Linked DNA regions of Homo sapiens: region 1 is linked to region 2. A link is a loop called in an ENCODE intact Hi-C map of the cell type or tissue named here. Cell type or tissue: ovary. All regions are shown on one strand. Links, peaks and the distances in the headings refer to the core of each region. The heading gives the core; the rest is flanking DNA. Region 1 overlaps RYR3 (ryanodine receptor 3). Region 2 overlaps RYR3 (ryanodine receptor 3).

Region 1 (15,610 bases), core at 4,406-9,405, 63 kb before region 2:
TGCCTATAAGAAGCTTACAGTCCCCCATTATTCCTTCCCCATTGCATGCACTTGGCATTTTTAATACAAAATTGGAATGATCACCTCACAGCCTGATTGCTTTCAGAACTTTTTGAGTCTTTGGGCCCCGATGAAAATCTTCCCTTAGCATGTATGCAGATTAATATTTAGCAGTTGGTGAATAAGCAAATATACTGTAAATGCCTAGGAGAGCTCATTAGAAATTGGCCATCAAGAAGAAGCCGTGCTAAATGCTCCAATTAAAAGACACAGAATGGCAAGCTGGGTCAGTAGTCAAGACCCATTCATGTGCCGTATTCAAGAGACCCATCTCACATGCAAAGACATGCATAAGCTTGAAATAAAGGCCCGAGGAAAATTTACCAAGCAAATGCAAAGTGGAAAAAAGCAGGGGTTATAATCTTAGTTTCTGACAAGACAGACTTTAAACAAACTAAGATCAAAAAAGACAAAGAAGGGCATTACATAATAATAAAGAGTTCAATTCAACAAGAAGAGCTAACTATCCTAAATATATGTGTACCTAATACAGGGGCACCCAGATCTATAAAACAAGTTCTTAGAGACCTGCAAAGAGACTTAGACTCCCACACAATAATAGTGGGAGACTTTAACTCCCCACTGTCAATATTAGATCATTGAGACAGAAAATTAACAAAGATATTCAGGACCTCAGTATCAGTTCTGGATCAAGTGGACCTGATAAATGTCTACATAACTCTCCACGCAAAAACAACAGAATATACATTCTTCTCAGTGCCACATGACACTTACTCTAAAATCAGTCACATAATTGCAAGTAAAACACTTCTCAGCAAATGCAAAAGAAATGAAATCATAACAGTCTCAGACCACAGCAAAATCAAATTAGAACTCAAGAAACTCGCTCAAAATCACACAACTACATGGGAAGTGAACAACCTGCTCCTGAATGACTCCTGGGTAAATAATGAAATTAAGGCAGAAATCAAGAAGTTCTTTGAAACCAGTAAGAACAAAGAGACAATGTACCAGAATCTCTGGGATGCAGCTAAAGTAGTATTAAGAGGGAAGTTTATAGCACTAAATGCCCACCTCAAAAAGCTAGAAAGATCTCAAATTGACATCCTAACATCACAACTAAAAGAACTGGAGAACCAAGAGCAAACAAACCCAAAAGCTAGCAAAAGACAAGAAATAACCAAGATCAGGGCAGAACTAAAGGAGATAGAGACACAGAAAGCCCTTCAGAGCATCAACAAATACAGGAGCTGGTTTTAAAAAAAAAAAATTAATAAAATAGACTGCTAGCTAGACTAATGAAGAAAAAGAGAAGAATCAAATAGACACAATAAAAAATGATAAAGGGGATATTAGCATTGACCCCACAGAAATTCAAACAACCATCAGAGAATATGATAAACACCTCTATGCAAATAAACTAGAAAATTGAGAAAGAATGGATAAATTCCTGGACATATACACCCTCCCAAGACTGAACCAGGAAGAAATTGAATTCCTGAATAGACCAATGATGAGTTCTGAAATTGAGGCAGTAATAAATAGCCTACCAACCAGAAAAGCCCAGGACAGGATGGACTTAACAGCTGAATTCTACCAGAATTCTACCAGGTACGAAGAGGAGCTGGTACCATTTCTTCTGAAACTGTTTCAAACAATTGAAAAGGAGAGACTCCTCCCGAACTCATTTCATGAGGCCAGAATCATCCTGATACCAAAACCTGGCAGAGATGAACAAAAAGAGAAAACTTCAGGCCAATAACCCTGATGAACATCAATGTGAAAATCTCTATAAAATATTGGCAAACCAAATCCAGCAGCACATCAAAAAGCTTATCTAGCATGATCAAGTTGGCTTCATCCCTGGGATGCAAGGCTGGTTCAACATATGCAAATCAATAAACACAATTCTTCACATAAACAGAACTAAAGACAAAAATCACATGATTATCTTCATAGACATAGAAAAGGTCTTTGATAAAATTCAACATTTCTTCACAGTTAAAACTCAATAAACTAGGTATTGATGGGATATACCTCAAAATAATAAAAGCCATTTATGACAAACCCACAGTCAATATCATACTGAATGAGCAAAAGCTGGAAGCATTCCCCCTTGAAAACCAGCACAAGACAAGGATGTCCTTTCTCACAGCTCCTGTTTAACGTAGTGTTGGAAGTTCAGGCCAGGTCAATCAGGCAAGAGAAAGAAATAAAGGGTATTCACACAGGAAGAGAGGAAGTCAAACTGTCTCTGTTTGCAGATGACATGATCCTGTATCTAGAAAACCCCATCATCTCAATCCAAAAGCTTCTTAAGCTGATAAGCAACTTCAGCAAAGTCTCAGGATACAAAATCAATGTGCAAAAATCACAAGCATTCCTAAACACCAACAGCGAACAAGTGGAGAGCCAAATCATGAATGAATTCCCATTAATACTTGCTACAAAGAGAATAAAATACCTAGGAATACAGCTAACAAGGGAAGTGAAGGACTTCTTCAAGGAGAACTTAAAAAACACTCGTCAAAGAAATTAGAGATGACCGAAACAAATGGAAAACACTCCATGCTCATGGATAGGAAGAATCAATATCATGAAAATGGCCATACTGCCCAAAGTAGTTAATAGATTCAATGCTATTCCCATTAAACTACCATTGACATTCTTCACAGAATTAGAAAAAACTACTTTAAAATTCATGTGGAACCAGAAAAGAACCCATATAACCAAGACAATCCTGAGCAAAAAGAATAAAGACAGAGGCATCACACTACCCAACTTCAAACTATGTTATAAGGCTACAGTAACCAAAACAGCATGATACTGATACAAAAACAAACACATAGACCAATAGAAGAGAATAGAGAACTCAGAAATAAGACCGCACATCTACAACCATCTGATCTTTGACAAACCTGACAAAAACAAGCAATGGGGAAGTGATTCCCTATTTAATAAATGATGCTGGGAGAACTGGCGAGCCATGTGCAGAAAATTGAAACTGGACCCCTTCCTTACACCTTATACAAAAATTAACTCAAGATGGATTAAAGACTTCAATGTAAGACCCAAAACTATAAAAACCCTAGAAGAAAATGTAGGCAATACCATTCAGGACATAGGCATAAGCAAAGATATCATTATAAAAATGTCAAAAGCAAATGCAACAAATGCAAAAATTGACAAATGGGATCCAATTAAACTAAAGAGCTTCTGCACAGCCAAAGAAACTATCATCAGAGTGAACAGACAACCTACAGAATGGGAGAAAATTTTTGCAATCTCTCCATCTGACAAAAGTCTAATATCCAGAATCTACAAGGAACTTAAATTTACAAGAAAAGAAAAACTCATTAAAAAGTGAGCAAAGGATATAAACAGACAGTTCTCAAAAGAAGACATTTATGTGGCCAACAAACATAGGAAGAAAAGCTCAACATCACTGATCACTAGAGAAATGCAAGTCAAAACCACAATGACATACCATCTCATGCTAATCAGAGTGGCAAGTATTAAAAAGTCAAACAACAGATGCTGGCGAGGCTGTGGAGAAATAGGAATGCTTTTAAACTATCGGTAGGAATGTAAATTAGTTCAACCATTATGGAATACAGTGTAGCAATTCCTCAAATACCTAGAGCCAGAAATACCATTTGACCCAGCAATCCCATTACTAGGTATATACCCAAAGGAATATAAATCATTCTGTTATAAAGATACAGGTACACATATGTTCGCTGAAGCTCTAGGCACAATAGCAAAGACGTAGAATCAACCCAAATGCCCATCAGTGATAGACTGGATCAAGAAAATGTGGAACATATACACCATGGAATACTATGCACCCATAAAAAGGAATGAGATCATGTCCTTAGCAGGGACATGGATGGAGCTGGAAGCGATTATCCTCAGCAAACTAATTCGGGAACAGAAAACAAAGCACCACATGTTCTCAGTTATAAGTGGGACCTGAACAATGAGAACACATGGACACAGGGAGGGGAACAACACACACTATGGCCTGTCGAGGGGTGGGGGGTAGGAGGAGGCAGAGCATCAGGAAAAATAGCTAATGCATGCCGGGCCTAATACTTAGGTCAGGGGTTGTTAGGTGCAGCAAACCACCGTGGCACACGTCTGTGTAACAAACCTGCACATCCTGCACATGTATCCCAGAACTTAGAATAAAAAAAAAAAAACAACAACAAAAAAAAACTCCTCGTGATGTTACTTGCACATTGAGCCAATTCTCAATCACTCAGGGCCTTATGATGCAAACCCACAAGAGATAGGTCCATTTCCCCTTCCTCTTCATAGCCTTTGCCCTCTGAGAGGCTCCCAGGTGTACTCCTCAAGGAGATGGGGAAATGAAGGGTCATTTTGTTATCTGTGGTGCTTTGTATTCTCTCTGTGTTGAAGGGGTTTAATTACAAAAAATTGGCAGAGATTAAAACAGAAAAAGAGACAGAGAAACTTGCGGAATAGGAGGAACACAACAGGGAGAGAGAGATGGAAGGGCAGGTAACATGGGGTTGGGGAACACCAAGAAACAAAGAGGGACAGACCTCAAGGCAGAGAAGAAGGATGTTTGAGAGATAGGGGACACTGAGAAAGGAGGGTGATATTCAGAGAGGGAACACAGGGTGAGGAAAGTCAGATGAAAGGACCACAGATACAGAAAGTAAAGGAACCATCAACAAATGGAGTGAAGGAAAGCAGGCATGTACACAGAGAAACGTGATGAGAAAAACACATGCAGAGATCTCAGAAGACACATAGAGACGTGGAGGGGGGTGCAAGAGGAGAGACAAAATTAACATGGAGATAGAGGCAAAGACCCAGTGATAGAAATCCTTCCACCTTAGGATTAATCAATGCCAAGAAGGTGTGATTGTTTAAAAGAATCATGGGTTAAGAAGTTTATTTTTTCTAAATGTTTTTATTTTAAAAAAAAATGTGTGACAGACAACCAGGGGTAAATGGAAGGGGAAGCATCTGCTATAGATAGAAGAGTCACTGTCAAAATCACAGTTGAAATTACCTCTTTAGATTACAGGGAAATCATGGTTAGACATTCAGTGAATACCCATTGACGCTATGTGCTGAAATATTACAGTAATATTAACAGGATGAGTTATAAGTTGCTTGAAAATAAATGTGCTAAAAGGAGTCACTTCCCTTTGTTTATGAAAATAGCTTTAAACTTGAATGTGAATATTTCCTTCTGTTGCTCTGATATCTGGGAAACTTCATTTTGTAGCTGCTGGTACAGTGGCCGCCCAAGGAAGCAACTCATGGTGCACCGTGGGGGGCTGTTAGGAGTGGGACCCAGTGGGTGTTCATCAGGGCCCTGCTGCTGGCCAGTGCCTAAACCATGTCAATCTCATGGTTTTTAGCGGAAACAATCGCACAGCTGCCCCCATCACCCTGCCTATAGAAGAAGTCCTGCAGACCCTACAGGACTTGATCGCCTACTTCCAGCCCCCAGAGGAGGAGATGCGACATGAAGACAAGCAGAACAAGCTCCGCTCACTCAAAAACAGACAAAATCTTTTCAAGGAAGAGGTAAGTCGAAAAATGAAAAGTTGAAATTCACTTAGTGTCCAGAGCTAGAATATCCCTGTGACTACAACTTAGCTTTGTCTTTCTGCATGCACGTGTTTATGAGAGAGCCAGAGGACAAGAGAGATTTGGAAGCTGGGAAATTGGAAGCCAACCTTCCCTGTCCACCAAACCTGGTTACATTAGCAATGGCTGGCACGTTCAAACCAGATTACATTTTAAAGCTTCAGTGCCACATGTGTATCAAATATACATTTTCAGTAAATTTCAGCTGTGAGAGCATGACATTGGCTGTGATTCCCAAGTTTTGGGAAACGTTAGAATTACCTGGGAAACCTGTTTGAAAAATGCAGATGCCTGGATTCTACCACATTGAGAATACCTGAGAAGCTGGTTTAAAAGACACAGAAGACGCTGTCTTATGTCAGAATTGAGCATCTGAGTCACTGGGAGTGGGGCCTGACCATGAGGAAAATATCAGCTTGGGGCTTAAGACACCCAGGACCTCATTCTGGTTCCATCTCCAGCTGTGTGTGACCACAGACAAGCCACAAGCCTTTTCCAGACTCGGAGATGTGATGATTTAGTGCCAACAGGCCATGGTTGTACTTCTGGGCCTGCCATGCCTGGGCACAGGGCTTGTCCCTTGGGCATTTCCAAAGTTAGTGGTGTGGGATGTAAACCATCCCAGCTCAGTCTTCTGATCTAACCAGACTTTGGCCTCAGGGGCATTCTCTATGACTTAAAGGCTACTGAAATTCCATTTACCATCTCCCTCCCATGCGCTAAGAACAGCTAGCACAGATTTTTACTGGGTGGCATAGTATTTCAAATTAGCTAGAAAAGTGGTTGAAGATCCTCTTGTACTGCTATTGTCTCTAAATCCCCTTTTTTTGCAGGGGGCCGGGGGGGTGGGGAGGTAGGAAGCAAGCATGGCTGTTTTGTGCATCTGAATGGAACTTGAACTTACTTGATATTTAAGAGAAAAATAGGTACTATATCCAGAGCTGTTTCTGGGTGAGTCAGAACCACTTCACACCAGACTGAAAGCAGGTTTTTGTGAAACTCATTCACCCTCCCTCTTCCTAAGTATGTCCTTGGATTGAGTTAAGCACGTGGGGGCAACCCGTCAGAGGAGGCTGCTGACTCACTCTCCAAATGGATGCTATTTAGGTCTCTCAGGCATAAAAATACATATTTTGTTTTTAGGAGGGAAAAAAAACAAACCCAACTGGCACCATGAAGGTCTATTTGCATATTGGCATTTTCAGCTTTAAAAGGTGAATGATACAGGAGGGGAAAGAGCATAAGGGACTGTGCTTTCTTAATCAGCAATGTTTACATTTTCCTCCACTCTCCTTCTCAGGGAATGTTGGCCCTTGTCTTAAATTGCATTGACCGCTTAAATGTCTACAATAGCGTAGCACACTTTGCAGGGATTGCAAGGGAAGAGAGTGGCATGGCCTGGAAAGAAATTCTGAACCTCCTCTACAAATTGCTGGGTAAGTACACATACAGTGCCTTCTCCCTGGGATGATTTCCATGGGATTTCCACGTGCAATCCCAAGATTGTCTTTAACTTGCCATTAACCCTGTGATACTTGGACTGCCTCATTCCTTAGAAGTCTTTTGTTAACCATTCAATTTTAACCCAGCTGTTCATTCTGTTAACTAGTAGCAGCCAGTGGAAGCAGATGATAATCAGTTTCCCTGTAACTACCTGGGAAACTGTTTGACAGACACCTACACTCCCTCAACCTCTATTCCTTACCTTTCATGAGGAAACGAGACTAGAACACATTTATGATGTCTTCCAGTTTTAAACTTCTGCAAAGATATCACCTGTACTTTAAGAATTGTTATTCTTTTAAATCTGTGCCCTCTCACTTGTCCACTTGTTAGTCATGATTCTCACTGCTTTGGCCTGTAATTTATTTCATTTTGGTGAAAAGAAAAAGGTGGGAAGTAAGAATATTCCAGCAACAAGCTTATCTTCTCACAATATGGAGTGTGTAGTGAAGTTCTGATGCCTGCTACAACAGGTTCCATCCAATAGGCCTAGGCCACCCGCCTATGGGTGGGAGGCAGAGAGAAGACAGTATGAGCCTGTGCAAGAAGGCGGCCACCAGGAGTTGCTCAGACACTGTGATAAGCTAGTACTTTAGGGCTTTGCTCTGAAGTGTGTGTCCCACTGAGAGGAAATCTATCATAGAAAGTTCACTAGGCCAGAATGGAGCCCAGAGAAATCAGTCCGGACCTATTCCCCAGCTTAGGGTTGAGGCTGATTGGATTACCACAGTACTGATCAATTGCCACTGTATGACCCTGTAAAGTGTCTTCAAACTCTAGTGTTTTGTATTGACCCAGTAGGCATGATTTTAACAATAATACCTAACAATTATTGATCTCTTTGTGAGCGGTGAAATATCGCTTTTGAACTCCAGAGCAACACTTTAAGGGTCAGTTATTATTATTACTGTCATTTCACTGATGATGAAACTGACGTACATAGATGCTCATAACCCAAGGTTACACATCTAGTAACTGATGGAGCTATGGCTTGAGACCCAGCAGTCTAACTCCAGGACTCTTATGCTTAACTTCCTTGCTGCAACTGATCTGAAAAGGAGGTTAGGAGCTCAGACTTGAATTGTGTCCTTTACTGACTGAAGATGCAAAGCTGAGGCCCTAGAGGAGGCCTTTCTTTATCCTAAATTTGCCATGTATCAGCCTCAGTGAAATTCCAATTCAAACCTATCATGTGAAGGGCAAGCTACTTGGGGGCGAATCAATTTACATGGACTTGTTCCAGATTTGCGTCTACTCTTTTTGCCCTGTGGAGAGAAGGTTATTTGGTGTAGATTGGTAAAACTCAAATGACAGCATATTTTCTCCCTCTCTCTGCAGTATCATCTGCCAGTGGCTTTCAAGTAGGAACAGACATCAGGATCAGCTGGAGAGCTGGTTACAATACAGATGCCGAGGCCCACCCCCAGAGTTTCTAAATCAGTAAAGCTGGATGAGGCCTGAGAATTTGAGTTTTTAACAAATTCTTAGGTGATGCTGATCCAGGGACCATGACTCAAGAACCACTGTCAAATAGGGATATATTTTAGATATTTTATAGTTACATGTTGCTATTATTCATCCATTAGTGTATAGCCAACCTTTCCAGCTGTGTTCACTGGGATGCCTTCCTTTAGCGCTGAAGATTAATAAATCTGTAGCTAAATTTAAGAAAACATTGCAAGAAGTTGAGTTCTTAAGTCAGTAACCAAGCCAATATTAAATTCTTGCTTATCACTATCTGAAGTAATTTCATTACCTTATGCATTTATTGTCTCCATTGCCTACTTGATGAAGGCAGGGAATCTCCCTCCCTTTCTCATTGCTCTAGTCTGAACAACTGGACCGGTGTTTGGTACATAGCAGACTCTCTGGAAATACTTGTAAAGTGAGTCAATACTAGATTTTTATTTTTCTAAGTATAGAAAGAGGTTGGGTGTGGTGGTTCACACCTGTAATCCCACCAGTTTGGGAGGCTGAGGTGAGGAGGATCAATTGACGCCAAGAGTTCAAGACCAGCTTGGGCAACATAGTGAGACCCCATCTCAATAAAAAATATTTACGCCAGGCATGGTAGCTCGCTCCTGTAATCCCAGCACTTTGGGAGGCTGAGGCAGGTGGATCACTTGAGGTCAGGAGTTCGAGACCAGCCTGGCCAACATGGTGAAGCCCTGTCTCTACTAAAAATACAAAAATTAGCTGGGTGTGGTGGTGCATGCCTGTAATCCCAGCTACTTGGGAGGCTGAGGCAGGAGAATCACTTGAACCCAGGAGGTGGAGGTTGCAGTGAGCCGAGATTGCACCACTGTACTCCAGCCTGGGCAACAAGAGTGAAAACTCCATCTCAAAAAACAAACAAACAAACAAAAAAAACTTAAAAATTAGCTGGGCATGGTGGTGCATGCCTGTAGTCTCAGCTACTCTGGAGGCTGAGGCGAGAGGATCACTTAAGCCCAGGAGTTTGAGGCTGCAATGAGCCACTACACTCCAGCCTGGGTGACTGGGTGAGACTGTCACTTAAAAAAAGAAAAAAAAAGAAAGAATTGTGTCAAAGGGCTAGATAGGGTGAGATTGGCATTCAGTTCCTTTTAGTTGCTAAGCAAGTGAAATATTCGACAGCTTTCCAAGTTCTCACGCCCATCATTATATCCTTTAACCTCTATGATCAAACATCTCCTTGTTTGCAGCTGCTCTCATTCGCGGAAACAGAAACAATTGCGCTCAATTCTCCAATAACCTTGATTGGCTCATCAGTAAATTGGACAGACTAGAATCTTCCTCAGGTGAGAATTGACAGGAAACTATAACTAGAAAAGATGAAGGGTTTTTTTTTTCTTTCTGTAAAAAAAGAAAACAAAGTTGAATCTTTTCCAATGGATTGCAAACAATCCTCAAATCATACTTCAAAATTAAAAAGAAATAGTCTTCAAGCTTCCTGGCACCTGTACGACTTTATTTAACAACTCTAACCCAGACTTCAACAATCCTTCCTTTTTAAATTTTTTACTCTGTGCCTTCATTGTTATTCCGTGCCTTCATTTTTAATCCTCGGGTCCATTAATCACCCCCCACCCCCACCTCACCCACCCAGTGATCCTGGTCTCCTTCTAACTCCCATTATATTCTTATTCTCTGGGTTTTTAAACCCTTTTCAATGGTGCCCAAACTATTTCTTACGGTCTAAAAGCGGGAGTGAAGAATGACAGGGATGAGAGGAAAAATGATCCCCACTCACCCTCTCTCCCGTGACTCACCCTTCACATCATATCTATAGTCCTCCCTCATGACTTACGGAGAATCTGAGCCAAGAGTGTGGTCATCATTGGGAAGTGACCATGCTGCAGGGCTTAGCAGTTTGCTTCCTCCGAGATGAGTAAACATGGCAGGTATACGCCCCTCAAGGGGAAGCTGAAGGGTTTTGATGCTTTTCTCGCAGTGTAGAAATGACAGGTGCTTTAACAGACCGGCCAAGAGAGGTTCCCCCAAGGATCATCCACCTACACACGTCTTCCTAAGCCTCTTTTTTCTTCAGTGCCTCGGTCTCATGGGCTAGATTACATTTCAGGCTAACTTATGAAAACATTGAGAAAAAAACAGAATCAAAAGAAATTTTCCTAATAAAACTAATTAAGCTATTAGCCAGCTACTTCCCTTGAATTTCAATCATGATATTACCGTGTATGTGCCAGGCTGCAGAGGCACTAGTTTTTCTTAAGCCTTCACTTATATAACCTATCCAGTGTGCCAAAAAAAAGGGGGAAAAGCCAAATAGACTTTATTGTGTGAGCTTACAATTTGTTTGATACATGAGTAGACCTAAAATAAAAATAATTTCTAGGGTAGTTCCTAGAAAAATTCTTATTTGGGAGAAACTCAGAATATTTTCCAAATTACTTGAATGACCTTTAGAATTTATAGTAAACTGGACGTCTTCTCTTGTATCTATTTTTAAATGAAGTATTATGTGGTTTGATCAAATGAAAAATTTTATTTTATAGCTGCTTCTCTGTATTTTGACACACAAAGATCATGTCTTTGTCCAGGAAGCGGGAGATAGGGTTTGTGCCGAATTAAAATCACCAGTAAATTACAGACTGGTTGGCCCCCAGGGGGCTCTGAAGTCTACCGGAAATGATGCATTTTTTTTCTGGCTGGAAAGATTTGATAGATTCAAAGAATTGACGATATCCTGTCCCCTCAGGAAGGACTGTTCATACTCAGGTTTCTAAATTGTGGTCACTTCTGCAGGGCATTTAATGTCCAAATTTGATGTTTGTGGCATTCATGTAGGTATCTTGGAAGTTTTGCACTGCATCTTAACTGAAAGCCCAGAAGCCTTAAATCTGATAGCGGAGGGCCACATCAAGTCGATCATCTCCCTGTTGGATAAGCACGGGCGGAATCACAAGGTAGGTGTGGAAAGAACGGTGATTGACTTTGCCTGGTGTTTCCCTCCCCAATGTTCATGACCATTGTGTTTTACTGAGAGCATGTTGATTAGTCTTTCTTGACTTTGATAAAAATCTTGGGAAACTGGAAAAAAGACTTTCCCCGCATACAAGCACTCTCCAAGCTGGGCAGCCACACTGGACTTCGGATGGTGCCGTGGGTTTCCAACAGCTCCCCAGTCGCTGCTCATTATCATTAACCCTTAACACCAGCTCACTGTGGGACACTCAGTAGGCCCTGTCTGCACATGGCCAACCGTATGGGACTGGCTTTCACCCTAGGATCCAGGAACTTCGTAGTGAAACAGCTTATAACAAGCTGTATAGAAAAGGTATGAAGAAATCAGATTTAAAACAGTGTAGAAAGTCTTAGCAACATGGTTTGTTATTAAACAAAATCAGATTTACTATGAGTGAAACCAAATGAAGTAAATGAATCTGTGCGTGTGCAAGCAGAACTGAAGCCACTGGTCCTTCCCTTTTATACAACGCAGCTATATGAGCTGGGGCCTCAGTTATGTCATCTGTAAAATGGTGACAAGGGCATCTCACTAAGTGGAATGCTATATCATTTTTTTGAGATCTCTTATAGTTCTAACATCTCTATTTTTATGAAGTTATATCTCTAAAACACAGTGATCTGTGGGGAAAGTCTACTAAAATATGGGGAGTTTTTTTTCCTGACCCTTCAACATCTGCACACACGGGGACTATCGTGCTAATTAGTGGCCAGACGCGATATTCAACGGCTCAGGAGGTGTATTTCAGAGCAGATGGCATGATGGGACATGTGGGACTGCAGCTGTGCTTCTACAGAGTGGGGAGAAGCAGGCTTCGTCACTGGCAGTCTCTGCTTGTCATCATCTGGGGGGACTGCGTATTTGAGACAGCTCAGTGTGTCCGGGAGATTGAGACTCGGCAGCATAGACTGTATGACATGCATCAGCCGTGGGCAGCAGAAAGCCATGGTCCTTAGCATGTGGGAAATTGTTTGACAAATAATAAAAAGAAATACATGGGATCTGAAATCGCTTTTCCAAATGCAGCAAATCAAAGGCAAACATGAAGCTTCCGCTTCAGTCCAGATTCTCTGCGTTCCAACATGTTCCTTCCTGTCTGCGAAGTGTAATGAGAATAATCAATAGGCACCTGAGCAACACGTGCTAGGAGCCACGGGCTATGTGCAAATGTCAGAGAAGCCTTTTGACAGGAAAGCTGCTCTCGTCTCATTGCCCCAGAGGTTTCTTTATTATTAGAACACATAGTGTACTTAATAAATAACCAACTTTGTTGTGGCTTCTTTCAGCCAAAAGCCACAAAGCATTTGATGCATGTCACTTGGTGGCAAGTTGATTACTATTCTACCCATTCCACAGTTGAGAAAACTGAGGCCCACCAAGCTGAAGTATTTTGCTAGAAATCAATGCCTGATCTGATATGTTATCAGAGTAGCCTTTAATCTTCTAGAACCAAGACATTGTTAGAGAAATTCTGGTAATGTAAAAGTTGAAGCAATGTGATCTTGGTACATAAGAGTCTTTTCAAAGACGTTCCTTTTCCATCTTTGGATAGATTTTTGGGTAAAGGTTTGTCATGAATTCAGATCCTTCCTTAGGTACTATTCCATTGGATAGCTTTCATTTTCAAAGAGAAAAAACAGGTTCAAACCATCACTAATGTATTTGTGGTCATTTTGCAAAGAATGTGCTGAGTGGAGGCCAGACTTCCATTGCAACACTTCATCTTTGCTTGGAAAATGCCAAGGTCATGTTTTTCTCTCCAGGCTGCATTGTTGTCTCCAGTCCTAGAATTTCAGGAGTCTCTGACTAATCCACTTAGTTTTCGGTGAAGACAATGACTCAAAATATGCAGAATTTTAAAGCCACAAGGGACCTCAGAAGTCTTCCCACAAGAGCAACAACAGTAATGATAACCAGCATTTATTTTGCACTTAACAAATGCCAGTTATTGCTGTCAGTGTTCATGTGTATCTTATTCAGTTCTCATTACGACCTTATGACATAGCATCATTATTATTTGTACATGACAGTGGCAGAAAGAAGGCCGGAGCCTGGGTCCTTAGACGTTAAGCAGTTTCCCAGGAGCCACACAGCTAATTAATGACAGACTAGGAGCAGAAGTTGAATATTCTTTCCAGTGTTTCTCAAGCTGCAGCCTGTGAACATGTTCTTTAGAATCCAAATGCTCTGTGAGAATATATTTAATTTTGTGATTTTAGTTTTATAATTATCTAAATACAAAACTTTTGCAGTGAAAAATTCACCCTAGAAAGCATTTCCTTTGCTTTTTTTATTTATAAAAAAATAAGGGGTACAAGTGCAATTTTGTTACCTGGATATATTGTGTAGTGCTGATGTCTGGGTTTTTATTGTAACCCCAACCCAAATAATGTACATTGTACTCATTAAGCAATTTCTCATCATTTACCCCCTCCCACACTTCCAAGTTGCCAACACCTATCACTCCACTCTCTATGTCCGCATCTCCACATTATTTAGCTCCCACTTATAAGTGAGAATATGCAGTATTTGACATTCTGTATTTGAATTATTTCACTTAAAATTATAGCTTCCAGTTCCATCTATGTTGCTGCAAAAATCTGATTTCATTCTTTTTTTATGACTGAACAGTATTCCATTGTGTGTGTGTGTGTATATAAACCACATTTTCTAATCTTCCATTGATGGATATGTACGTTCGTTCCATGTCTTTGCTATTGTGAATAGGGCTGTGATAAACATACAAATGCAGATATCTTTTTGATATAGCAATTTATTTTCCTTTGGGTAGATACCCAGTAGTGGGATTGCTGGATCAAAAATGGTAGATCTATTTTTAGTTCTTTGAGAAATCTCCATACTGTTATCCATAGGGGTTGTACTAATTTACATTCCTACCAACGTGTATAAGCATTCCCTTTTCTCTGTATCCTCACCGACATTTATTATGTTTTAATCTTTTCAATAATGGCCATCCTGACTAGTGTTAAGATGACATCTCATAGTGGTTTTAGTTTGCACTTCGCTGATGATTAGTGACGCTGAGCATTTTTTCATATGCTTGTTGGCCATTCGTGTGTCTTCGTTTGAAAAATGTCCATGTCCTTTGCTCACTTTTTAATGGGATTATTTGTTTTGTGTTGTTGTTGAGTTGTTTGAGTTCCCTGTAAATTCTGGGTATTAGTCCTTTGTTGGATGCATAGTTGGCAGATATTTTCTCCTATTCTATAGGTTTTCTGTTCACTCTATTGATTATTTATTTTGCTTTGCAGAGCTTTTTAATTTAATTAAGTCCCATTTATCTATTTTTTGTTTTTGTTGCTTGTGCTTCTGACGTCTTAGTCATAAATTCTTTGCCTAGACCAGTGTCCAGAAGAATTTTCCCTAGATTTACTTCTAGGATTTTCATAGTTTCAGGTCTTACACTTAAGTCTTTAACTATATCTTGAGTTGATTTTTGTATTTAGTGAAAGAGAGGGATCCCATTTTCATTCTTCTGCATATGGCAATCCAAAGTTGCCAGCACTGTTTGTTGAAAAGGGTGTCCTTTCCATGGTGTATGTTCTTGTTGACTTTGTCAGAAATCAGTTGGCTATAGCTATGTGGCTTTATTTCTAAGTTCTCTATTCTGTTCCATTGATCCATGTGTCTATTTTTATACCAGTACCATGCTATTTTGCTTACTATAGCCTTGTAGTATAATTTGAGGTCAAGTAATTGTGTCATGTGTGTCCGTGTGAAGAGACCACCAAACAGGCTTTGTGTGAGCAACAAAGCTGTTGATTTCACCTGGGTGCAGGTGGGCTAAGTTCGAAAAGAGAGTCAGTGAAGAGAGATAGGGGTGGGGCCATTTTATAGGATTTGGGTGGGTAGTGGAAAATTACAGTCAAAGGGGGTTGTTCTCTTGTGGGCAGGGGCGGGGGTCACAAGGTGCTCCGTGGGGGAGCTTCTGAGCTAGGAGAAGGAATTTCACAAGGTTAATCTCTCAGT
Region 2 (15,610 bases), core at 3,763-8,762:
ATATTTTAATGCCTTCCAAAGAGGTTTAAAATCAAAATTTTAAAGAAATAACTCTGTTTTTGCAGACAGGTGAGAATGATGTTGCCAGAAGAAGGAATGGCCTGTGTGCTGGTTCAGAGGCAAAGGAGAGGATTTCTGTGGGTGGACATCAGGGCAGTGTACAAGGACAACCAGGTGCTTTCCAAGCACCCACCTCATGCAGTCCCCTCCCTCTGAGGCCAGGAGGAAAACAGCCTAGGAGATTCAGGCACATCTCCAAAGAAAGTCATTCTCTGGGGTAGAAAGAGTCCAAAAATCAGGGCCTTTTCCAGGCCCTGCTATTGTGTGAACTGGAAGAGGTTACTTGTCTGTTGAACTCTGAGGAGGAGATGAGAATCTCATATGTTGTGCAGAGTTACAAGAACTTTGTAAAGTCCAAAGCCTTAATACTCAAAGTATGGTCTGCTTGTTAGCAATGAGGAATCTCAGCCCCACCCCAGACCAGAATCAGAATCTGCATTCTGACGAGACACTGGTGATTTGCATGCACACTGAAGTATGAGAGCAGTGGTCTAAAGCATATGCAAATGTGAGTAGTAGCAGTATTAAGGAGCTCATTTTTTAGTTGTAAAAAAAGACGATAATAATGCAGAGCAGTAAGTTATCAATGACAAGTGACTAATACAGAATGAAAAGTCTATATGAATGGGATTTGAATTGCATGTTAACTACAGAATACAAGATGTCTATGTGTAAGGAGAAGGCTAGTCCTGACAGGGGATGTAACAAGAGTAGTTCTGTGGCTCCAGGAAGCTATAGGAAAGGGTAGAAGATTTGTGTGTGGAATGTATGGATGATGAAGCTGGAAAGGTAGATAAGGTGCAGATTATAGGCTCAAATACTGAGACTCAGCCTTTTCGTTCAAGAAACTATTGTCTTCTCTGAGCCAAGCACCCTTGGACTTTACCCTCTAGGAAATGAGGGGCCATTATGGGGTTTGAGCAGAGGAATACTATAGAGGGGAGGGACATTTGAGCATAACCCGGCTTTGAGAGAGCCTCTGTATTTAATGAAAGTGATGTCCCATAGGCCTGTTGTGTACAGGGATGTGATTTGACCTTCAGAATAACAAAGTATTATTAGGATGCTGTTTAATAATAGAATTGTACTGTAATGTGTTAGCACATTATACTGTCGTATCATATTGCCCTTTAATAACACAGAGACAAGATAATTGGAAAGCTCTTTCAGTTCCGCAATGCCTTGTGAGTTGGTGGAAGGGTAGTTATAAGGAAGTCGACATGCCATTCTTTGATAACAGTAGCCCCAAGGCCTGGAATAACCACATAGCATCTCTCTTCTCTCTGTGTCAAGTGGAAAGAGGTAGCAATTCTTGCCTTGAGTTGTTAAGAAAAGCATCTGTTGAAAATAAAACATTTCATGCATTGTAGCGCCTACCTCCCCCCACCCCGTAAAGCAAAATGCCCGACGTGCTTGTGTTCTTCTGGTCACCAGCATGTCAGCTTTGATTTCAGTCATTACCCCAGTGGGAGCTGGGCCATGGGAAGCCTTTTGCCCTTTTGGGGAAGCAGTGGGGACAGATATTGTAGTTCATGGCTGTTTTTACCTCTGGCTTACTTACAAGTTGTCATTTCCATCCTCTTATGCATCATAGATTATATGCCTTTATCTGCTTCATTAGAATTTTCTAATTAATGTTCCCTCCCCTGGTCCCTAGACTGGACCATCACAGCTCTCAGTGTTGTCACCTAGAAGTATCTGAGAGCTCAGAAGCCTCCAAGGCAAACCCTTTGCTATTAGCCTTCTCTTTTCCTCTGTTTAAAGGAAAGGAACATAAAATCCTGAACATTCTGCTAGACCTCAGAATGCGACGTCTGGAAGAGGCTTTGGTGTGGTCTCCTGTGCTGCCTCTCTGCCAGGCACTCCCCTGAGGGACATGCTGCCTCTTGCTACAGCTTTGGTGTCTGCAGGAGCAGCCTGCCAGGCTGTTCCTGCCCATTGACCTGTCGGGTTTAACAGATCCCTCATTTCTGTTGGCAGCTTTTCAATAGGCACAAAATGAAACTTATCTGCAGGAAGTGTCACTGCCATCTGCAGGCACACACGCTGGTACCCAGGGTCCCCTGTCATTCTCTCTCCAGATGGGTCTTGTGTTTCAGAAAGCGGCTGTGGCAGGGGAGCGTGGCCTGTTGTTTCCTTTGTTTTCTACAAGGCTTGTGACCATCTGCCTGTCATCTCCTGTAACTCTGTCTTTGAAAGGCTTACCAGGAAATAGGAAGGAATGGGTATAGCATGTGCTGCTGGATTGAAACTCCCAGAAACACCCCAGGAATGGTCTGAGCGGTCATCTACCTCCCTCTCTCTAAGATGTCAGCTTTTCCCTTGCTGGTAGCTATTCTCTTTTATGTCTTCCTTTAGTTTAAAATGGATTGAAAGTGGATCTGTCCTTTGGATTTTTGAGAGAGCTGACTTCTTTGCAATCTCCTGGAATTATAAGATTACCCCCCTGCTCTCCCTCTTCCTAATCAGAAAACCAGTATGAGGCCTTATAATACCAAGTGTATCAGAACTGGGGGTCCTGTACAAAATGTAAATGCATATATTCTTGCCATTTCCTTCCTGGGACAAGAACTTCTGTATACATCTTGGCCGAAGACTGTGCCTTTTGCAAATTTTCTTCTCAAACCTCTTCAGAGTTGTCAGCATAATTATATCTATTAGGATGCATGTAGGGAGGTGGTATTCTTTGCCCTCTTATTATATTTTCTTCTTCTCCAATCTCATTTGAGGCTATGGGTTCATTAAGCTGTGTGCAATATGGAAATCCTTCTTTATGACAGATAGTAATGCCACATGACCTTGCCCAGTAGGTCCTTTTATCCAGGTGAATTCTAGAGAGCCATGTGGTGAGCTGTGTACAGGTAGCCCTTTTCCTCTACGGGGCCTGGAGCGTGTTGTGGTTATGGGTCTCCATCTGTCTAATCTAGAGACAAACAGGTGAACTCCCTGACACGTTGGAAAATCATTTGAAAAGCAATGTAACTCAAAACAAGTTAGCTTAGACGACAATTAGAAAGCAGGCATCCTGGCTTCAGTCCCCGTTGCTTGCTGTGGACTCCTGCTCAGGCAGCTTTGTTCACATGCTGACTCTGCAGTTTACCAGGTAGCAGATGTTGAGCCCCAGTCCACTTTCTAGGTCTCAGTTTCCTCATCTGTAAAATTGGCATAATAATGAGATGTATCTGTAGAGCACTAAGCCTGACATTTACAAGGTATTTGGTAAATATTTGCTATTGTGGTTTATCATTCCATGGTTGTTCCCCCTTATCTGTCTTTCATGAAGAGTTATAAAGTTACAAGATTTTTAAATGCCTCAAATAAAGAAGTTTTAGAAATGGAGATACTAGCTAGATCCTCTTAGCCAGGTGGAGGGAGCTGATTAAATGTATCTAGTTATCGAATCGTTTTCTCCAAGAGAAAGCGCTGGTGCTTAATGAGAATTAATCTTTCCTCTCTGTCCTTTCAGATTTTCTCTTTTCTGACTCAAGCCTTAGATTTAGCTGTTCTGCTGCTGTTTTCCAGAGCTGGCCCAGCTGCGTCCACTTAGCCTCCCGGAGGTCCCCAATACTCTGTGCCTCCCATTGCTCTTGCATCCATGACTTTTGTTACCCTGTCTTTTCCCATGGAGTGTGCAACTCTCCCTGTAGAGAGGGCTTCTGCCCCACAGGGACAACACTTTACTCTCTAGTGAATGCAGTCCTCTGGCCCTGGTCATAATTACTGTTTAAATCTGGGGCATTCATCCCCTGAAGACTCACTCCCTCTCACACACTGACTGGCAGCTGGCCTATGACTCGAGGATAAAGGATCTCATCCCATTTTTGTCACTTGCCCTTCCCGTGACTGTGGTCAAGTCCATTAACTCCTCATGTTCTTAGTTTTAGCCTTATTAAAGTGCTGTCCTCTCTACTGGTGCTTAGGAATGAAGAGGAGCTCAACATCCTTAGAAAAAAAGAAGTCTTATGCAGTTATTACCTTTTCCCCCTTACATTGTCATTGGGTCTGTGACTAGGACATTATTTTTATGTCCTGAGGTCAAATCTTCATTGTTGCTGCTTCCCACTGAGGCTTTTACCCCTGCTGCTCGCTTATTGCACCATCCAGGTTCATGGAGAATGGAATAGAGAGGTTTTCTTAAGCTGTCCTACTCTGTGCTCACATCAAGGCTGGACTATTTCATGATCTTCATGTTCATGGCTCCAAGATAAACCTATACTGGTGGTTTTCTTGGTCTAGTTACCTCCCTTAGTAGAATAACTAAAATACTGTCTTGAGATTAGGTATGATTTGCAGCAAACACATTCCCTCTTTTATATTCCATTCCTTGTCCCCATTTCTGTAAGCTCCTTGGGATTGGGATACTTTCTTCTTCCTTCACATCTTGTCATGGCACATAGCAAAACTGTCTTTCCCAATGCGGAGCCTAGGAATTTTACTGGCAAGCAATTCTTATTCTACACTGTAATCAGATTTCCAAAGGTTCTTTATTTATAAACATCTCTGTCTATAGAAAGGAGATGGTTTCATCCATCGCAGCCCCTATCACAAAAATACAGAAGCATAGTAGTGCTCAGGATGTTACATGCACAGGTGCTTGTCCAAGGGACCAGTCCGTTGACTGTCCTGAGAGGTAGGGGTCCTAGTCTGTCCTCAGTTGGCAGTGCTGTGAGGAGGCTTTTTCTACAAACATCACTGCCATTTTGCTAGGACTGCATTGACATTCTCTTTCATTTAGACACGGTATTAAACACGTCTGTATCCTAAGTGAGTTTATAGTTTCTAAAAGCAACCACATAGCTTGCAAGAGATTTACGTTTCACTTATGTAACTTGTTATTTACATAGAAATTTCGTGGCTTAGATAATAGTATATAAGCCTCCCATCTAGGAAGAGTGCATCTTGGCCTTGGTGTCTGTGAAAGAAAGTTTTTACTGTTAGATGTAAATGCTCCCAAAATTGGCTTTTAAATGTCCCCCGAAATGACCACTCTTATCCTAGGGAGTGACACCACTTTCTTCTGTAGGGAACTCCAGCCCCTGCCTCATCCAGCAGCCTCAGAACTTCTCCTACCCTTCCAGGCGCTCTCTGCAGCCTCCAGCGGTCCTCCAGCCACCTGCCTGCCTCTCACATCCTCCCAAATCCAACATAATTAGCGCTTTCCCTGTGTTGCTGATTTGTTGGTCCACAATTATGATTTATAAATAGCCCACAAACAAGAACACCAAACAATTTGAACTTCTGCTTTGGTCTGTTTTGAGTGGTAGTTTTTTAATACGATCAAGCTACAGATGTGAGTTTGGAGAGATGATAGCTGTAGGAAGGAAGAGAGGAGCTTTCTCTGGCTCCTGCTTGAAACTCTGCCTTCCTGAGTAGGCGAGGAGGAGAGTGGGCTAGGAAACTGGGTGTTTGTAAATTGTATTTTGTTAACAAGCACAATCATAGTGCTAGCATTTAAAACTTCTTAGAATCCTACTCTCGAAACGTGAAGGACCTCTCATGTCACTGGGGAAGATGCTGGGTCCAGAAAAGTCGGGCAACTTGCACCAAGTCATCCTTTTTTTATTTTAAATAAATTTTATTTTGTATATTTAAGGTATACAACGTGATGTTATGAAATACATAGAGATAGTAAAAAGGCTGCTACAGTGCAGCAAGATAACATATTCATCATCTCACATAGTTACCCATCTTTTTGTTTTTGTGGCAGAAAATCTCACCAAGTCATTCTTTAGGCTCACTGCATTGTTTTGGGTAGTAGTTAAATTTTCCCAGGGCCTGAGATCAATTTTAACTAAGGGACAGATAAAGAATTTCACTTTTTCTCTTACTGGTTTTGCCTTTCCAGTTGATATTTATTTATATCTTACGAATATTCTTAACTGGATCATCGTTTTTCCCAAGTCATTTTGAACCAAGCTCTCTTATCTTTCCTATGTACCATGGGCAGTGGTGGTCTCCATGTGGCCTCCTGTTGTTGATTTTATGTGCCAGGAAGAAAGAAAGAAAGAACGGGTTGTGTCACATCTTTCCTACTGGGAGTCAAAGCCCTTAAGGAAGCAAAGATTCAGCTGCCTCGGAGTTTCCTGGGATGGTGCCTTCGGGCTAAAGCAGGTCTCTCTAACTCTTCTGCAGGCTTCGTGCCCATCTGCTGTCTGGGTCTATCTCAGATCGGCCGCATGAATCTCGGGACAGATGCCAGTACCTTCAAGTTTTATACCATGTGCGGTCTCCAAGAGGGCTTTGAGCCTTTTGCTGTCAACATGAACAGAGATGTTGCTATGTGGTTCAGCAAGCGCCTCCCGACGTTTGTCAACGTGCCAAAGGATCATCCACACATAGAGGTAATGTTACACAATGTGTGTGGCCCTGGCAGGTCAGGTGGGCCAAGGCCCTAAGCTTGCCCTAAGTCTCCTGTCAACAGGCAGCTGCTTACCTAAGTCTATGCCCTGGCCACTTACCAGCCACCTCCCCTCTGGCCCTCAGAGCTGCAGTTGCAGGCATCTTAATTGGGACAGCTCAGTGGCATCTTACGAGAGGCATCAGCCTTGCACATAAAACCTTACAGATCAACTCTCAACATTTTGGGCCACTGAATTTGCTCTGGATGTTCCTATACTGTGTTGTCATAGTAATATAGTATTCGGAGACCTTAAACTTTTCTGTTTTTTTTTCTTTTTTTAAGTTCGGGCTGGGTGTGGTGGCTCACACGTGTAATCCCAGCTACTTGGGAGGCTGAGGTGGGAGGATCCCTTGAGCTCGGGAGTTCGAGGCTGCAGTGAGCTATGATCACATCACTGCACTGTAGCCTGGGTGACAGAGAGAGACCTCGTCTCTTGAAACAATTTTTTTTATTAAAAAAAAATTTAAAAGTTCCATACCTATATTCAAGATTATATATACTGAACATGTATGTTGTTACCCACTCATGACTTGATGTCTTGTAGGACCTATTCAATTTTTTGATGGTGTTGCCAGGATTTTAAGCTGACGTCTGATCATTGATTAATCTATCCCCATCTTCTAAGGGGAGCAGAGAGGAGCCAAAGATTGTAAGGAGCCTAACTTTAGTTCTGGCCCTACATGGACTAAGACTTGCCTCTGTTTTGGTTCACAGACTATGGTTTTTCCATGGTGGATAGGGGGAGAGTGTTGATTTAAAAAAAATGCCAGACAAATCAGCCCCATTGCAGCTTTAGTCAAGTTAGATTCAGTGGTTTGCTTCAACCTCACTGTAAGTTCCTTAACTCATCCTCCCATCTGAATTCAGCAAGCATCAACCTTAATGCCCCACTTTCTTCCTCAGTTAAATAGTAGAGACTTTTCTCTCTCTGATTCCTCCCTAACCGTTACTTTAGAAAAGTGACTCTTAAACTGTTGGAGGTCATGAACCCCTAGAGGCCCTCTACTTAGAAAAATAGAATTGAAGTATTCTTATAGGACCCAGGACAAGAACAGTTCTATAGAGAGCAAAGAAGAGGCTCAGATTATAAGAAAATTATTATTGTAAGCCTCAGTTCACTTCCCTTGTATCCCCCCATTTCCCTCTCCACACACAAATTGCAAAAATCAATTTCTGACCTTTTCTCCCCTAACTCTGCCCCCTGCAATGCTTGTGCCTAGGAACTGCTGATTTCCTAGTATTAGGAGGAGGCTCCAGGAGCCTCAGCCTTCAGGCCATGACTGTGGCAGAGATGAGAGCTGGGCTGGGTGGGGAGGGTGTCCTCCTCAGGAGCTGGACATCCTTCCTGAGCTTTGGGATTACTTTTTCCCCTTCCCTTAGATGTTTTCATGCCCAGTGACAAGCATAGTCCTTGGAAAGATTATCTTCTTTAGCCACTTGCCCCCTGACCTAAAAGGTTAGCCTCTGTGAACACTATGCTGTGTCTCCCAGATGCCACCCCCCTCTGGCATTTATTCTCCACCCTTGGCCTTACAGAGAACCCAGTGAGCATGTTTTTAAATCTCTAATTTCCCTAGCCAGGAGCAGATCTGTTTCTTCCTACGGGACAAGGCCCAAGTAATGATGAGAATCATAGTTTGGTTATCACTGGACACAACTTACTTCTGTAGTTCACAGAATGCCTTGCCATGTGCATGTCCACGAGGGAAAAAGGGACTGGGTCAAGGTCAGGCCCTTTGGTATGTCAAGGTAAGGACTCGTCCTGTTTCCAGGTCATGAGGATTGATGGCACCATGGACAGCCCTCCGTGTCTCAAGGTGACGCATAAGACATTTGGCACACAGAATAGCAATGCCGACATGATCTATTGCCGCTTGAGCATGCCTGTCGAGTGCCACTCCTCCTTCAGCCACAGCCCCTGTCTGGACAGTGAAGCTTTCCAGAAAAGGTGAGGGTGAGGCCTCCAGTTCTCAGAGGCACTCATTGTATCTCCTGTAAAGTGGGCTTTCTGCTTTTTACCCTAACTCAGCATAGGAACTCCACTGATAGGGTTCTCTCTGCTTTCAGTCAGGTAAAAAAGAAAATGAGAATGTATGTGCACGCATGTACATGCAAGTACACGTGTGTGTTTGTGCAGTGCATAATTAAGGCACCAATCATGCTAAACAGACACATCTGGTGGAAAAGTTTCTGCTCTTCTTGAACTCTGAGCCCCTACCTTCCTTGCTGCCCACAATTCCTGTGTTTTGTGAGTGCATAAGAGGGTGCAATTATTTTTGCTTTTGTGTGCAATTAGAAGTTTCTGGAGGCAGATACTGCCTTCTTTGCATAGCTATGGGCATTGTCCAACTCTGCAGCTGTGTGATTCATGGGCAATGTGACTTCTTTCTTCCTGATCAGTAACATATCCCTTGCTGTCTTTCTTTCCCCTGATGTCTATTTTTAATCATTGATGTATGTCTGCTGCCTGGAGCCGTCTTGTTGGGGTTTCCTCTAGAGTTTTGCTTTCTACCAAGCTTTTAAACAAGCACAGCTACTTGTGAGAATAGGATAACCTATTCAGAGGTATCCCTACTTATATTATTGCGGTCTTCCGTCCTCACTCTCAACTTACCATCTAACTTACCATCTGGGCTGAGGGATAAGAGTTGGGAGTCACATCCCTGCCTTGTGTTAACAGCTTGCAAATGAATAAGTCCCAAGACTGGTTGCAATCACTTGTGTTTAGGGAGTAGCCAGTTTCCTAAACTTGACTTGATCATTGAAGGTAGATCAAGTTGCCTGTCGGAACTGTGGGATTCTCAATACAGCTGAATAACTAAAACATGGATTATCTTTCCCCCAGGAAACAGATGCAAGAAATACTCTCTCATACAACAACAGTAAGTAAATGTGCTCAATTATGGTTTTAATTATTTGATTCTTTGTTGTGCCTGGTAATATGCCCCTTACAGCAAAGATCCGTCTAGAGATCCTCTTTAATTGCCAATTACTCTGTCTTTTAATATCCATCTTGATGCTTCCAGAACACATCTGTGGCATTTCTCAAGTGGGGGAAAGACAGTTATTCAGTGCAAAGCAAAAGCTCTACCTGGAGCTCCTAACTGGGCATCATTGGATACTTGTTGCCCATTTGCCATCAGGGATCCAACACTGCCTTTCTGATTGAAATGAGCATCAGTTGGAGGGCGCTCAATTAAATCTTTTGGTTTGCCTTTTTTGTGTAAACTTTTGTGAGTCAGCTGCCCCATGTCTCTGTGCAGTGCTAGGAGTGATGTTAAAAGCAATCAAATGAGAAGAAGAGCAAGAAGCCATCGCAGAAGATGGAAGCTACTTTTGGTCCCTAGACAGTAGTCAGAAAGCAACTCCTGATTTTTCTTTCTATCTCTCATTCTTCTTTAGCATCTGGCAAAAAAAAAAAAAAAAAAAAAGCCTGTGGAAGACATGTGTGTCAACCCTTCTGTAAAGTTATCCAACAATCCTGAATTTGTAGGTTAACTCTCATCAGGAACAAGATTCTTGCTGCAGTAAATCACTCACTTAGTCTGTGGGGGACACTGTGCTCGGCACATTGTTGCCTTCCCATTTAATCTCCATTTAAAATTAATCAGCAAGCCCTGAAATGGATAATATTATGCACAATATTATGCACAGAGAGGACAAATGATTTGTCCAAAGTCACATGATGAATACCTGGCAGTGTCAAGATTCAAGCCCAGGTTTGTCTAGCCGACCCTTTTTTCTTCCAGTCAAGAAAATTTGACAGACTACAAATAAGAGCCACTTAATTAAGAATGAATCTGCTCAGTTTCATAAGGAAAATGATGAGCTAGTCACCTGCCTCAGAGCTGTAGCTATTGTTGTAATATAGTGATAACCCCATGGATTGTATGAGCCCTGCCAAAAACTGCTGTACTTCTCAATACTGACTGTAGTTGAGTGTGACAGCTACACAGAGCACATTTGGCCATGAGATGAACTTTTTCTTGAGCAACCTCTTTCAAGACTTTCCAGAAAAAAGCACTAGACTTCCCTTTAGAAGGAGAAAGTGTAACGGGGATGCTCTGACCCTTGACCACTCTTTCTCTGAGGGCAGGGACTGTGCCCGCTCTCTCCTGCAGCTCAGATCTGCCCTGGTGCCCAGGAGAGGGTTAGGGCTCTGTGCTGCCATTCTGAGCAGCTGCCACTGCTTCCATCCACAGCATCTCCTGATTTCAGCACCAGTGTCTTCTGGGCAAAGGGTGGTAGATTAGCTTAAGCATTTGCTTTGCCAGATGCTACAGCAAAATAGAAAGGAAAAATTAGGAAGCCAGAATCCCTATTCAGCCTTCCTTCCAGATCTAGCATCTAGCCTACCTCTACTAGTGTGCACTTTTCCAGAAAAAAAAGGGGGGGCCAAGTGAGCTGCTGTGTTATTTCTGCCTCTTGGGCCCCCTATCTTCAACTGGATGGGGGCTGGGGGCCATTGACTCCCCTCTGCGGTCTCTCCACAGCAGTGCTACTACGCCATCCGCATCTTTGCTGGACAGGATCCATCCTGTGTCTGGGTCGGATGGGTGACTCCAGACTATCACTTGTACAGTGAAAAGTTTGACCTGAATAAAAACTGCACAGTGACTGTCACCCTAGGGGATGAAAGAGGCCGGGTCCATGAAAGGTAAGGGGGCTCCCAAGTGGCAGGGTTAGCCATCGGGCTTCTCAGTCCCTCCCCCCAGTCTTTTTCTTCCACCCCACACCCAAAGAAGGAAACATCTTGGCCTCTCTTAAAAGGAGAAAATGAAGCACAGACTTCAAAGAAACAAACCGGTACTATGACAGTGAGAAAAAGTGCTAGTGAAAATAGAGAAGAGTTTCATCATGTGTATAAATCGTGACCCAGAGATGGAAAATATAGACAGAGAATGGGGTACGTGATCTCTCTCAGAGTTTTTTTCCAGGACTTCTGGGCAAGTCCCAGTTTCTACAACATCAGAACAAGACAGAGAAAATCTCTGGGTGCTTGAGAGAAGTTGATTCAGAAGAAATAAAAAGATATACCACATCACACACTAACTGATATACTCAGAACTCCTCCTCCCAAGAGTTTATAATGGTTGAAAGCATAAGGAATAAAAGAGACATTGAAACTTCATGAATAATAACCACCAAATAGAAATTAGGAAACTTTAGGGCAAGCGCGTTCTAGGCATACCCATACCCTCCCACTGGTCTGCTGGCACTGCTGCCAGAGAAGGGATTGTTGGCCAGATGTGCTCCAGAGGTGACTGAAGAGACCATGGCTTGTGGTTTCCATCTGTTCCCCACCTACGTGAGGTACAGGAGCATCTTTTCCCTATACAGCCATATGTAGCGATGTCATAAGTTGTTTTTCAAGCTGGCCTTTGCTCCCTACGAAGACAGGAACGTTTTGCAATCAGTGTCCTTTAGAGAATGTTGGCTCACCAAAGACTAGTAGCCAGAGGTGAGTCACAGTCACTGTGTCACGAGGGACCTGCAGCTGGTTAAGAGTGCTGGCTTAGGCTGGGCACGGTGGCTCACGCTTGTAATCACAGCACTTTGGGAGGCCAAGGCGGGCGGATGACGAGTTCAAGAGATTGAGACCATCCTGGCCAACATGGTGAAACCCCGTCTCTACTAAAAATACAAAAATTAGCTGGGCGTGGTGGCGTGTGCCTGTAATCCCAGCTACTCGGGAGGCTGAGGCAGGAGAATCGCTTGAACCCAGAAGGTGAATGTTGCAGTGAGCCGAGATGGCGCCACTGCACTCCATCCTGGCAACAGAGCAAGTCTCTGTCTCAAAAAAAATAAAAATAAAAAAATAAGTGCTGGCTTTAGAATAAACTGCCTGGGTTCTTAGGGGTATGACATTGGACCCGTCACTTAACCTCCCTGGGCCTCGATTTCCTTATCTAAAGATGAGGATAATAGTTTCTATCACAGAGTATTGTGAAGATTAAATAAGTTAATTCATAGAAAAATTTTTAGGACAGTGCCTCAACTCAGGCACTCAGTAAATATCAGCTACAGTCATCCCTTGGTATATGAGCTAGATTGGCCCCAACATCTTCCACCTATACCAAAATCCGCTCATACTCAATGACCTCAGTCAGCACTGAACCCTGGTATAGGAAATGTCAGCCTTCCCTATACGTGAGTTTTGCACTCTGTGAACACTGTATTTTCAATCTATGTGTGGTTGAAAAAAATTCACCTATAAGTGGACCCACATATAATGGACCTATGCAATTCAAACCCATGTTTTTCAAGGGTCAGCTGTATAATTATTATTCCCATTATTGAATGTCCATCATTGAGAGAGCCAAAATAGATGCTATAAGCAACATCTGGTTTAGATTGGAAAGGAAAGTATTCTAAAGTAATTGACCAATCCAGGCTTTGTTCTTCAGCCAGAAGAAAAGGCAGAAGTGTCCACCTCATTTGAGTTTATAATTCCAGTTTGCTGGCTCTACCATACAAGATTGATTACTTCATTTATCTGAGCCTCAGTGGCCATACTTACTGTGAACATTAACTGACATTTTAGCACCTAGGATAAGACATACTATATGGTACACATTCAATAATTCTTACTTCTTTGTCCTATGTAATAAGAAATAAATACAAAATCCGTTTACAGATGCTTTAGGACATTTTGAATTTGGGCCCTTTAATGTATGACCAAAGCGAGCCACTTCACATTCCCACAGCTTTAATACATTATTAATTGTATTCTGTATTAGTCATCAGTATGGTTAGCACCTTAATCACTAAAAAGTAGTACTAACATGGCTGCAGTTATAGAACTCTAATAATGCTATAACTCTTTGAAAGAGGCTATTTGCACTGGCCCCTGCCTGAGGGCATTCACAGGAAGCGAGCAGACCCATCATTGTCCCAAAGGAGAGGACAGGAGATTAATGCATGCTTACAAAGGGGGAAAGTGATAGACTTCTAGAGGCAGAAGGAACCTCGGAGAATCCTAATTGAACCTTTGGTTTTTCAAATGAGAACATCATCCTGAGAGGTGAAGCAACTCTCAGAGTTTACAGGATCTATTCCAGCATCTACCCACCCCACAGTGCCAAATGTACTATCCCTGCCCCTATGTGGCCTTGCCCTCCATGCTGAGGACCACAACAGGAAGCCAAGCTGAGTCACATCAGACTGACCCTAAGATGTTTAAAGGGGCTGCTCTTGCATCAGGTATAGCATCACCCTTTTATTTAACTTGAGAAAAGTCATGTCATGTCACTTCAAGGGACCAGGTGCCTGAGCTGACGTACACCAGTGTGGGCTTAGAAGAAGAAAGAATCGGCCATCTCTTGCCCACGGTGGGGGGCTCTGAGAATCACCTCTGCCACTGCACATCTCCACAGCTCACCTGGGATGTGAAATCCTACAATTGGGGAATCAGGCTTTGGGAGCCTTAAGGACTTTTTCATTATTATAGTTTGCTTTTAAGTGTAAATACCTGTCATGGAGTTTTGTATTCTGGGGTTTGGTAGACAGAAAGCTAAGCAAGGCACCTAAGCTGATGGTTAGCCAGTAGTGCGGGAGGCAGAACTCCAAGGCATGGGGAAGGACAGGGGCTCATAAGTCAAGGTAGCAGCAAGGTGTCAGAGAAAAACTACTTTGTAGGGAGCCCAGGCCGGCCATCCTAAGGAATGTGGGCCCGAGTTTTCAAGTGTTTTACAGCCTTTTGCCCTGGTTACCAGACTGGGACTCTGAACCCAGACTTTTTTTCTGCCTCTTATTCCAAATCCCCATATAAGTTTGCCGAAGGTGGTCATTCACTCCGTGCCTCAATTTCCCGTCTCTTTGGTGGGATACTGCCGTTCCCATGATCTGTTTCACAAAGGTGTGTTGACATTGAGTCTGGAAACAGTTCTCTGAACATTGTGCTTTTTGGAAGGAGGTAGCCTGAATAGATTGCCACATCCTTACTCTGAGTGGTTTGTGTCTGAGTAAATTGGATTGAAGCTAAATAAACTCATTTAAGGAAAAAAAAGTATTTGGGGCTGAACAGAAAGCTTCCTAGGAAAGTTTCTGTAGCCATTTTCATTTTTCATTTCATTCCTGAGTCTTGATTACAAACTGCCCCAGTCCAGATTCTGTGCCTTTTCCTGTCTTGGCTCCTAGTGTGAAACGCAGCAACTGCTACATGGTCTGGGGTGGAGACATTGTAGCCAGTTCCCAGAGATCAAATCGGAGCAACGTGGACCTGGAGATCGGCTGTCTCGTGGATCTGGCCATGGGCATGTTGTCCTTCTCAGCCAATGGAAAGGAACTGGGCACCTGCTACCAGGTAAGGGCGGCTTCTGGGGCCGAAACAGGGCTATCCCAGGCCTGGTGTTTATCACTGTGTTCCTTGTTCTCCGTACTCAGCATTCCTGCCACAGTGTGTCAAGCTGATGAGCCCATGTGGGCCATGGGCCACTTAGGACAACAAATAAACAACAACAAAGTTACTTCATTGTATGCAGAGAAAAAAAGGCTGGGCAATCATAGTTATTGGTTGATCCAATATGCTGGTTGTCTTTCTAGAGGACGAAAAGTCCTTTCCTTGGTGTTGAGCTGTAAATGTTATTCATTTATTTCATAAATATTTCTTGTGCAGCCTTATCTATTACCTGCACTATACAAGATACAAGATGTAAAGGTGAACAAAAATACTTCTCACTTTAAGAAACTTCTGTACTCAAAATAGAAACCTATAAAAAGGATTAATTTGCCAGGAAATATCCCTTTTGCAAAAAGGTTATCCACATTCCCTATGACTACCTCATAAGATGCTTTAAAAATACATTTATAGGCCAGGCGCAGTGGCTCATGCCTGTAATCCCAGCACTTTGGGAGGCCGAGGCGGGGGGATCATGAGGTCAGGAGATTGAGACCATCCTGGCTAGCATAGTGAAACCTGTCTCTATTAAAAATGCAAAAAATTAGCCGAGCGTGGTGGCCCGCGCCTATAGTCCCAGCTACTCAGGAGGCTGGGGCAGGAGAATCGCTTGAACCTGGGAGGCAGAGGTTGCAGTGAGCTGAGATCACACCACTGCACCCCAGCCTGGGCAACAAAGCAAGACTCCATCTCAAAAAAAAAAAAAATACATTTATATAAACAATGTGTTTCCTCATTTCCTGGACCGTGAA

Evidence for each region. A loop is a pair of places that touch in the nucleus more often than their neighbours do. Peaks named below come from ENCODE experiments on the same cell type or tissue, not always from the same donor. Only the 100,000 strongest peaks of a DNase experiment are listed, where the experiment ranks them.
Region 1: a loop joins it to region 2, with 5 times the contacts of the local background. A loop is called at or near these places in 1 of 110 quality-filtered maps.

What each region holds. Positions count from the first base shown.
Region 1 is chr15:33,574,556-33,590,165 of GRCh38, forward strand. RYR3 (ryanodine receptor 3) reads left to right here. Exons shown (of 104, transcript NM_001036.6): 13 at 5,421-5,589; 14 at 6,953-7,088; 15 at 9,840-9,935; 16 at 11,443-11,561. Among named protein-coding and RNA genes, the nearest start is that of RYR3, 270 kb to the left of the region's middle. In ovary, for the core only: no CTCF peak of the experiment used is centred there; a DNase peak (open chromatin) is centred at 6,706; H3K27ac peaks cover 2,160 bases.
Region 2 is chr15:33,638,119-33,653,728 of GRCh38, forward strand. It overlaps RYR3 (ryanodine receptor 3), which reads left to right. Exons shown (of 104, transcript NM_001036.6): 28 at 6,193-6,401; 29 at 8,233-8,408; 30 at 9,306-9,342; 31 at 10,954-11,117; 32 at 14,600-14,765. Among named protein-coding and RNA genes, the nearest start is that of CHRM5, 320 kb to the right of the region's middle. In ovary, for the core only: no CTCF peak of the experiment used is centred there; no DNase peak of the experiment used is centred there.